Regions from separate parts of the Homo sapiens genome. Here region 1 is linked to region 2. A link is a loop called in an ENCODE intact Hi-C map of the cell type or tissue named here. Cell type or tissue: IMR-90. All regions are shown on one strand. Each heading gives the region's core, and the rest is flanking DNA. Links, peaks and the distances in the headings are about the cores only.

Region 1 (5,390 bases), core at 111-5,110, 570 kb before region 2:
TGACTATAAGTCACCTAGCTACATATATCTTCTAAGAACTTACTCAAAGAGAAACTGGAATTCAAGGGACAACTAACAATATGTGTAATAAGTCAAATGCAAATATAATTTAGGGAATTTGAACTCAGATCACCTCTTAAAGTGAGTGTCATATCTACAAATGAAAACAGATGAATATTTAAAATTGAAGACCGTTTCCATTCAAATTCTAGATCCCACTATGGACAGTCTACTGATTTCTGCTCACCAAGATTTGCTGGTGTTTGGAAAGGCAGTACACTTGCATGTACATAAGTATTGATCATATGTATTTGTGATACGTCTTAATCCAGAAATTGGGTATTTACACACACAGCATTTCTACCTTGGCTTTTCTATTTATACATATAGATTTCTCTCTCCTCCCTCTTTCTTGCTCTCTCTCTGGCTTTTGTTCTGAAATCTATACACACCAGTTGAATGCATATTTGAAAGAGTAAAAATTTACATATTTGTCTTAAGTATATTTGCCATCTAACTTTAACACATTGCTCGCCTGATGTTTAAGCCAGACAATTAAGAGAGGTGTTGACAGCCCTTGAAGGAAGCGTCCAGCAGAGGCAAATCATGGCAGTCATCCAAGGGCTTCCTTGACGGAAATGTGTGGTGAAAACGACAAAGATCTCACAGTGCAAGCTGAAATAAAATCTTTCCAAGAAGAAGCCAAAGGAAACTATATTTATAGTGGCAAAATTATCTTACAAAACGGTTTATTCTGCTTTGGTTTTTAAAAAGAGCAGTGACTTCAGTTTGTGTAACACATTTTATTCAGAAGAAACTAAAGCATTCTATATGCAGTTTAACTGATTTTACTGCCAACGAAATGCTGCCATATTCTGTAGTGAGGATAGCTTTAAAAATGGCTCCCCGTGAAAGTCTGGCACAACCATTCTGAGAGGAATATGTAGAAAAGGCTCAACCATGGTGAGAAGGGAATAGCACTAAAATGGTCATCAGTGGGATCAAAGCCATTGACAAGAGTAGGAGCTCTCAGTTACCAGCAGATTCACTTGAGTCAGGAGATGATAATGAATTAATAGCCTATTATAGCCTGTAACTACTATTATTAGGCTAATAATGTGAAGAACTAGTATATGCCAGTTAATCATGCAAAGAAAATAGAAGAATGAATATGAATAGCTACTACTGGTGTAAAGAAAGTAGGAATGAATGAAATTGTCACAAAAATCTTGGATTAAAAAGAATTTCAATAATACCCTCTCTCAAAAAACAAGAAATGGCTGTGTCAAAGTGGCTCTTAAATGTTCACAGAATTTCAAGAGCCATGAAAGTAGAATTTGTTGGCACTGCACCCTCAACCTACAATCAAGATGTGCTTTAGGGCCTGGCGCGGTGGCTCACGCCTGTGATCCCAGCACTTTGGGTGGCTGAGGCGGGTGTAGTTAATGTTTCACTACACCCGCCAGGCCAAATCAGACTCCACTGGAAAAGGCAACTGAATGACTATACCATACTTTTTCAGGGTTAATTTCTAATAAACTTCACACCCAACATCTGACCATATTCAACATTCTACAATGAGCATTTCAAAAACCAAACAAAATGAAAATAAAGAAAACAAAAACAAAAAACCAAACCTGTTACTTAAAAGAATAAAGTTTCAGATACATTTTTCTATTTTACATTCTTTGCTTTCTGATTTCATCTAACATTCTGATAAAATAAAACTCCGCAAGATGATTACATATAAAAAGTGTGAGCTTTACTTAATTCTTTTACTTTGCCATTTTCAAGTTATAATACATTTGTTCAAACAAATAATATAAAATACCACATGCCCTGGCTGGCAGTGTACTTTAATTTGGAATCCTAATTATGATTGACTCTGTTACAAAGAATGCCAAGTATTTGGCATATGCATCTCCCAGGGCCTGGGGAAAAGAAAACTGAAAAGTCAATTTTTCTGTTGCTATGATTAGATAAGCAGAGAGGCAGACAGTTGTGCTTATTTGAGGGAGCACCATATGCTACGCCACAAACTTGGCGTTCGTATGCTGTAAAGCCAATGTGTGTGCACAGGTAAGACATAGGGAAATCAGTGGTGTGGGCATGGTAATTAATAAGTCAGCAGCAATTTGCTGTTCATCCATACCTCATCGTTAAGAGGCTACTACTGAAAAGGAATGTGAATGCTCTCCACCATATCCAGGTTGTGTTATCAAGTGTCTCCCAAAAACTTAAACAAACATTATACCCCCATTCGGTCCCTATCTAGAGTTAGAGTTATATTTTATTTATCAAAGTTGGTTTTTTTTTTTTTTGTTTTTTTTTTAAGATGGAGTCTCGCTCTGTCGCCAGGCTGGAGTGCAGTGGCACAATCTCCGCTCACTGCAACCTCCGCCTCCCGGGTTCAGGCGATTCTCCTGCCTCAGCGTCCTGAGTAGCTGGGACTACAGGCACACACCACCACACCCAGCTAATTTTTGTATTTTTAGTAGAGATGGGGTTTCACCATGTTGGCCAGGATGGTCTCAATCTCTTGACCTAGTGATCTGCCTGCCCTGGCCTCCCAAAGTGCTGGGTTTACAGGTATGAGCCACCGTGCCCAGCCTCTTTATCAAAGTTTTCAGAGATTTCACCTTTATCTTCTCAGGCTATGCCTCTATCCTTCCAAACAAGTGGCATGTCCTTCCAGTTACTATATTGGGCATGATTACTCCCTCAGAAGTCTGGCAGGCCAGGTGAAGACAAAGATCTTTCTGGTTATGAGTCTACTAAACTTCTTTCCTTTGACCAAACTCATCCAGATGTTGTGGGCATAAAATCACTTTGACTAAAATTAACCCAACATCTTTGGGCAGCTCCTAATATAAAATAGATCATTTGTCATGCCATACTAAGATGACAAATGCAACACATTTATTAAAACTTGAACGGCCCATCTCCATAGAGGGCTATGCCTGCCCTCTAGTCTCTAGCACTCAAAAGTTAGTCCTAATTAGAACAGAAAGGACATTGGTTGCTGTGCTTGTTTTTATTCTCAAATGTTTATAGAATATCCCAGCTACATGATGACTTCAGCTATGACTCAAAATCTTTCCCACTTTTGTTTGGGAGGCCACATGTTCATTAATCGAATAGAGGCTTCATATTCTCTCTCTCCTGCTGATTCATGCTTTTGCTGAATTCCTTAGCTCATGCAGGGAGTTCATGGCTCCCTCTGCTGTGCACAATCTCAGTGAGGACCCTGCTCTTACAAGTGCTATAGGCTCTTCTATTGTCACTCCAAGCCAGCCAGTCACCTTCAGGTGGTCAGCTGAGCCCGCAGAGCACTAAAGCTGTACCCATAGCAGTAGCTGGGTTGTGGGAGAAATAATCTATTCTCCGAATCTGTATAAAACACTGTTATCTAGGTCTCAAGGTTACAGTGCGTGTGTCCCAAGTCCCATAAGGTTCTAAGTCAAATTGCTGCCATCAACTTCCGCCTGCATTCTCTAACCTTTCTCCATATTCATCCCAGCTCTCCCCCATCCCTAATCACCTATGTCATTTCTTCCCTCTAATCCTCCAGCTAAGGAACAAAAGCTCACATGCCTATGGACTCATGCAAATAAACACCCATCTGTGAAGAGTAGGGTATTCTGTGTTTCACTAGATTCATAGAACCAATCTCTGGGATACTCTTAGAACATTTCATCGAGTTTGGGATTGACATAATATCCTTTCCTCAAATGCATTTCTTTCTGCTCACCCCCTGGACATGGTTTTATTCAACATACATTTCTGCTTGGCTGAATCCACTAAAAGATTATGGGGCCTGGGGGCTAGGAGTAGTAGTTAAGCTCTGCATACCACATACCATTTGTCACCCTGACCAAAGTAGATACATAAATACATAAAATGTCCAGGAGAAAAAATTATCCTAGTAATAGCCAGAAATTCAACTTTAAAATCTATTTTCCCAAGCAATTGATTGCAAGTCTATGATGACTTCATGGAACTGGCATAGACATCGCCTAGAGTATGTTTGTTTGTTTTTATTCTCAAGTGTAGATGGAACTTCTCAGCTACATGACTTCAGATATTACTCAAAATCTTTCTCACTTTTATCTGGGAGGCTACGTGTTCAGTTTCCAAATAGAGGCTTCATATTCTCTCTCTCCTGTTGATTCATCCTTTTGCTGAATTCCTTAGCTTATGTGGAGAGTTCATCGTTCCCTCTATTTTGCACAATCTCAGTATTCCAAAGATGTAATCAGCTTAATCCTCTCATATAGCAGTCATTATCACTGCAAGAGGGGCTGCCTTTCTCCAAACATAAACAGTTTTTAATAATTTTAGAGGAATTGCTTACAGTGACTGCATGGTCATTTTCTGGAGTGGCTTGAGTATAATCTTAAGTTCATAGAAAAGAAGGGAACAGTGATTCATTCCCATGGACGTTGCTATGCATGTAGGGGCTTCCTTCTTCCTCCACCAACAAAAGCACACTTCTTACCTTAATAATAAAAATAATTGAAAAATATGAATTTATTAAAAAAGAGAAGATCGTGCTCACAACAAATATAAAAAAAAAGTATAGAAGAAAATGAGATGAAAATCACTAAAGGAGCTTACTTCTGCAAAAAGGGGGCAAGTGTGTTTCTTTTCTTAGCAATGTTAAGACACTAGAAGCTACATAGCTGCTTTATACCCAGGCAGTGTCTTAAGGGCTTTACTTAGATCCTCCCAACAAATCCCCACAACCTTGTGAGGTAGGTACTGTAATTATCTCTATTTTAAGATGAGAAACCCGAGGCTCAGAGAAGCATCTGTCTCACGCTTTCCACATCTATCCACAGAGCCCTCTTTTTAGCCACCTGGGAATTTAGAGAAAAATTATTCCCTCTAGATGTATTGTACTGAAATCAGTGTCACACTTTAGACTGTTTTTGTGTTTTACTTTTTTGTGTGTTTTAGATTTTTATGTAGTAAAATATAATGAAGAGGCAAAAACATTCTATAAATGCTGTGTATTTGCTTTTAAACAGCATTTGCTATTGAACTGAAGGAAAGATACCTAAGACTAACTTGTCAGGACGTTTACTATCAGTTTTCGAGAAAGGCAAGTACCAGTAATAAAACAGTTTTATTTCTCAGGTTTCCAGGAGGTGCCCTGAAGAGATTATAATGAAGTTTTGCTGAATCATTACACTCATCTGTGTTATACATAATGTTGTTATGTATTTATTCCTTCATTCTTTCACTTATTTCTTCATTCCTTTAGTTAACAAGTGCTAATATTAATTTGTAAAGATCAAATCCAGTGGGGACTCATGCATGTAATCCCAGCACTTTGGGAGGCTGAGGCGGGCAGATCACGAGATCAAGAGATCAAGACCATCCTGGCC
Region 2 (5,390 bases), core at 111-5,110:
GTAAAAATAATAGTTATGAATGAATGTGTGAAAACCAACATTCACTTTAGATCTATAAGCCACGTAAAGTGGCTACTTATAGATTGTCATGGGTCTGGTGATTAACAAAGTGTTGATTTCAAAAAATAGGCAAATTCTGTAAATATAATAATTACCTGAATTATTAAAGGGAAAGCAAAGTCAGTCTAATAAAGACCCTGACTTAGCATTTCATAATCAACAAGGTGACTGGTAAAATCTAATATGAAGAGAAATGCATTCAGGATTGCAAAGACAAAAGCTTCTCTGGGAGAAGTTAATAACCCCTGTGAGGGCATTGTCTACCCACAGAAAGTAAAGTGGGCTGTTACTGGGATATTGTTTTTGTTGTAGCAGGCACTGAAAACCAATATCATGTAAGTAGTTTTGGTGCACATAGAATGAGGCATAAAATTGGCCTGCTTTAAATCTTGCCACTCCAACAAAGAAAACCAGAGATAGATACACATAGAATAAATTCACAATGGTTACAGTCTAAGGTGTAAGTCATTATTATATTCATGCAGGAAAGACATTTTGACCTTCTGTAAGATAACATTTTAATGTGGGAAGAATTCACAAGCAGTGATGGGCTTTAAGCAATTCCAGAACCCTTTCTGAATTGCTGGAATTTCACTTACATATACTTAGTAAATGAATTTCATACAGGCAAAGCTGAAAAGTCCCATAGCTAAATCTGTACCACCATGCCTCCTACTTCATACATACACATACACCATGTGTTTCGCTACCACCTTCAAATACAGCAAGTCAGGCAGAGAATGCAGGACTCAGAGTTAGTGTCAAAAAACATTACTATAAATTTCTGCTTGCAAAATGCTGAAGAAAATATGCTTAGCAGGGTTAAATGAGTATGGTAGCAGAACTAAACCCTTCCAAGGCCTCTCTGTCCACGGTTTGATGGGGGGAAATGTTGAAAGTGACAAGCAATCCTTAATTATACCAAGGATCTCATCTGCTATTGTATAATCACTTCCTCGGTCGCATGGAAAGCTCCAGAAGGAAAGTCAAGACTTAAAATTCCCACAAGGAAAGACCATGATAGATGGTCAGTCTGCACAGATTCTGGATCCAGATGGTCTTCTGGGGAAACACACCTGTGTCTTCTGGAAAGTGGAAGTGAATGGCATGCCTTCTTAGAGGGTTACGTGGGGAGCAAGTGACAGCCTTCTTCAAAGTCTCTCCTATACCTTCTAGAAAATAGATCATGCTCAATTTAGTACTCAAAGTCCCTGATTCTGGCTTCTACCTATGGCCCCAATTTCCCACTCTTTCCACATATGCATTATTATGCTCTAGATTACTGGACTTCTGCAATTCTCCATAATCACCATGGGCCTAAAGCTTTTCTACATTCTACTATTTCTGCCTCTTTCCTTTCCTCTCTTCTCAGTCTAGTCATTCTTCTAGACTCATTTTACCTTTGTCTTATTAGCTGTTCCATCTTAAATGTCCACTTAATGTTCTTCCAGGCCACCCCACTCACTTCAGTAATCTGTGCCAACGTGACCTTGGATACACTATCTTTCAGCCATCTCTTAATCTTTGTCTGTAGGCTCCTTAAGGGATTTAATATATGTTTCACATCACCCTGCACCTGCTCAGCACATAGTAGGTATTCAGAAGTAGGTATAAATAAATATTATTTCATGGAAAAGCCATTTAGTGAATTTTTCTATCACTTACTACTATCTCAGGTTATAATTTTAGAAAATTCCTTCTTGATGACAGGAATGTCTTCACAACAGTCAACAAATAAAATTCTTGCATGGTAATGGAATGAGTCAAATCAGTGTACATTTGTAGAATGACTGATCAGTTTTATTGAATTTGGAATAATGTTATTTATTCTCCCATCGAACTGCTTCCTTATGACCCCAGTCCTCTTTGATGTAAACATGTTTAAAACATTGTTCCTTATTGTTTTTGTCCACACTGATGTTAAGGTGTTAAGAAAATGACATGTTGGGCTGTGTATACATTCCGGGGCGATCTCATAGCCAGTGTGCTTAATATGAACACCCAAATGACATGGTTTTAGTCACTTCCTATGACTTGCCCCGCTCTGTAGGAGGAAAGACTGTTGTAAGTGTAGCCTGTGGAGACATGCTGAGAAGATAACTCACTAGTTCCATTTATTGATGCTTTTTTCCAAAATAAGTGAATACAGTTTATTGCAAGAAGGTTGAAAAAGGAGTGTCCAAAATTTTCAAATAAGTTTAATTATCTTTGTTATCAACATGGATAATGATAGAGAAAACCCAAACTGAACAAACTCAACTGACATAGTCCTCTTAATCAGTCTTGAATTGTTTTTTTTTTTTTTTTTTCCTGGACCAACATCTAGGTATGGGGTGGGGTTGGGGGGAGGTGGGTTGGGGGGAGGTGGGGGGGCGGGGAAATCCAGCCCATTAAAAGGAACCTGTGAGACCAAAGCGCCACCTAGTGGGCAAAATAGAAAACAATCACTTTTACACCAGATCTTTTTAAACTCAACAGACAAATGTTTGCTTGGATCTCCAGTCTCTCAGTGTCTAGTGAATTTACAAACTCCCCTTTTAAATTTATGCTAAAAATTAATTTCAGACGTACAAAGAAAGAACAAACAACAACTCCTTTTATTATCCTCCAAACCTGTTAATACAAACACTTGAGACCTCTACGTAAATAGAGACGTGTGGGTTGCGCACCATCTGGGTGCAATGCTGTTTGCCAAGTATCCTCTTATAGTAACTAGCATCGCCATGACTAGAGTTCCTGACCATCTAGACGTTCTCTGGACTTTGTCTAATCCCTCTCTGGGAAGATGGTATGGTCACAATTCTTTTTTTGTGCCACAGCATAAGGAAAGATAATATGGCAGAAAGGTCAAGGGGATGGGCTTCTAACAGACAAACCTGGATGTGAATTCCAGCTTCCTACTTCCTCGCTTTGTGGTGTGTGGGCCAGTTACCTCAATTCTTACATTCCAGTTTCCTTCACTGTTATTAAAGGGGCAATAATATCTACTTGTTTGGGTAATGATAATAGCTGCATAAAGATTGATATAAAAATCAAACCACAGAATATAAACAACCCATCATTGTAGCTAAAATTAGAAAATATTCCATAAGCATTTCTTATAAATTTTGTTATTATACTTATTCTCTTTAATGTCTAACTGTGTCAATAAAGGCAGAACAAAATCCATGAAATAGAATTCCACTAGGATCGATATACCCTCCTCTTTTGGGTTGTGAAATTCTTTAGTCACCTGATATATTTCAGTGAAAAACCTTTCAGATTTTGTTATCAGCCTAGGTATGAGTTACACTCATATGGATGCTGGATTAATTCCTGCAAGGATATTATGTATGATATGCAGATAGATATAGCCCAAATGATGGTTAGTTGGGTGGGTAGGTGGGTAGACTGGTGGTTGGATGGTTGGTTTATGGCACAAAACCCACCCCTGAGCTAACATAGAAAGAGATGGCAATTATATACTCAAGTCACTGTACCAAAATCTACAGTGATGTGCTTCCTGAATTTCATTTTCTCTAATTGGATTTAGAGACTACCTTGGACCAATCAAGCAATCTACTACAACATAGGCTAAAAAATGAAATATTTAAATGGATCCAGCTAAATGAAGTATTGAAGGAGCTGATATAAATTCTGAAGTCTTATTTTTTGTTTTCTAAATTGCCTAATACTGATAATAGTTGTTCAATGATATGTATGTATCAGAGCCCTTATTCTTTCATTATACAAGCATAAGGAATCTATGTATTTGAATTAGAGGAAGAAAAGCATATTCTCTATATTCTTCAAAAGAAAAGGTGACAACACAGGAATACCTTATAGTCCCACAGTATTTGCTGAATTATTTCGTGATCTTGCAAAAGAAGCCTTTATTTTACTCCAAGGCTGAAGGAAGTGGACCAACCACAGGCATTTGTAACCGAGAGAGATGGTTGAACTGGTCACCTGTCTGCAGAAATTATTCATAGAGGAGAAAATGGGCAACAGAGACTGAAGGATTCTTATTTTTTAAAATAACTCAAACTACCCTTTTCTGTTTATAAGACGGGTTTCAATCACAGCAGCCAAAAATGGGAAAAAGGACAGAATTTTACCACAGTTCTCACTGGAAATGGATGATATGAAATACCCCTGTCTGATTATGATGGATGATCCTTGCTCTGTATATTCTGGAAAATGAGAAAACTCCCCCACAGCACCTCCCTATAGACTTGAGGAAAAGGAGGGCTCTCTTCTGCCCAAACCTGACAACTGGATTTAATCATGCATAGAAGTAAGGAGTTCCTGTGGTTTAGCATCGCACTGACTCTCAACCGTCAGTACCAATGGCAATGATTTTACTTGATCCCTGGATTCTCAGTAAAGCTAACCAAGAAGCAAAATATCTTGTTTTTAAGTACACCTTTGACCATATTTATAATCCAAGTCTGCATGTCAGATTACCATTTCTTTTTTTCTAGAATTTATTTCTCTGCCCACGTGGCTCTCAAAACCAATATCATGAAGAATGGTGTTGTTCCAGATATTGATGATTCTCCCCTAACTCTTACAAAGAGTTATGAACCAGTATTTAATAAGCACTTAAAACATTCATACTCAATAGGTGTTTAAAACATGGAGAAAAGAATGCTTTTCCAGTAATAAGCTGGAAGGTCTAATGAGGAAACACGGGAGACCTGAACAGGGCAGGACTATCTCACGGTTAGGTCCTCAAATCTCTTCCCGGCAAACATCATTACTTAAACCATCTAACTTGAAGAGCAACAGAAAAAAAATTCAGGCCAGGCGTGGTGGCTCACGTCTTTAATCCTAGCACTTTGGGAGGCCAAGGCGGGTGGATCATGAGGTCAGGAGTTCAAGACCAGCCTGGCCAAGATGGTGAAACCCCATCTCTACTAAAAATACAAAAATTAGCCAGGTGTGGTGGTGGGCGCCTATAATCCCAGCTACTCGGGAGGCTGAGGCAGGAGAATCAGTTTAACCCAAGGGGTGGAGGTTGCAGGAAGCTGAGATTACATCACTTCACTCCTGCCTAGGCAAAAGAGCGAAACTCTGTCAAAAAAAAAAAAAAAAAGCAAAGAGAAAAAAAGAAAAGAAAAAAAATCAGATTCATTGGGGTCATCTGAATGTCAACCCCAGGAATTTTATTTTGTACACAACTATTTTTTTTGCAGGGAGAGAGTAGGAGGAAACTTACGCTGGCAAGCTCAAAGTAATTATACTTTTTCTTTAAAAAATAAATCTATAACTCTTAAGTTGGGTAGTAGACATATGACTATTTCATTATTCTTGTACATTGCACATATTAACATATAGTACTTGTCTGT

The links. Peaks named below come from ENCODE experiments on the same cell type or tissue, not always from the same donor. Only the 100,000 strongest peaks of a DNase experiment are listed, where the experiment ranks them.
Region 1: a loop joins it to region 2, with 3 times the contacts of the local background. A loop is called at or near these places in 2 of 110 quality-filtered maps.

Annotation. Positions count from the first base shown.
Region 1 is chr14:79,582,626-79,588,015 of GRCh38, reverse strand. The region is part of intron 16 of NRXN3 (neurexin 3); the gene reads right to left. Among named protein-coding and RNA genes, the nearest start is that of NRXN3-AS3, 47 kb to the left of the region's middle. In IMR-90, for the core only: a CTCF peak has its summit at 3,210 (motif pointing left); DNase peaks (open chromatin) are centred at 3,135 and 4,095; H3K27ac peaks cover 1,617 bases.
Region 2 is chr14:79,008,409-79,013,798 of GRCh38, reverse strand. The region is part of intron 15 of NRXN3 (neurexin 3); the gene reads right to left. Among named protein-coding and RNA genes, the nearest start is that of NRXN3-AS1, 64 kb to the left of the region's middle. In IMR-90, for the core only: a CTCF peak has its summit at 2,498 (motif pointing left); DNase peaks (open chromatin) are centred at 2,088 and 2,478.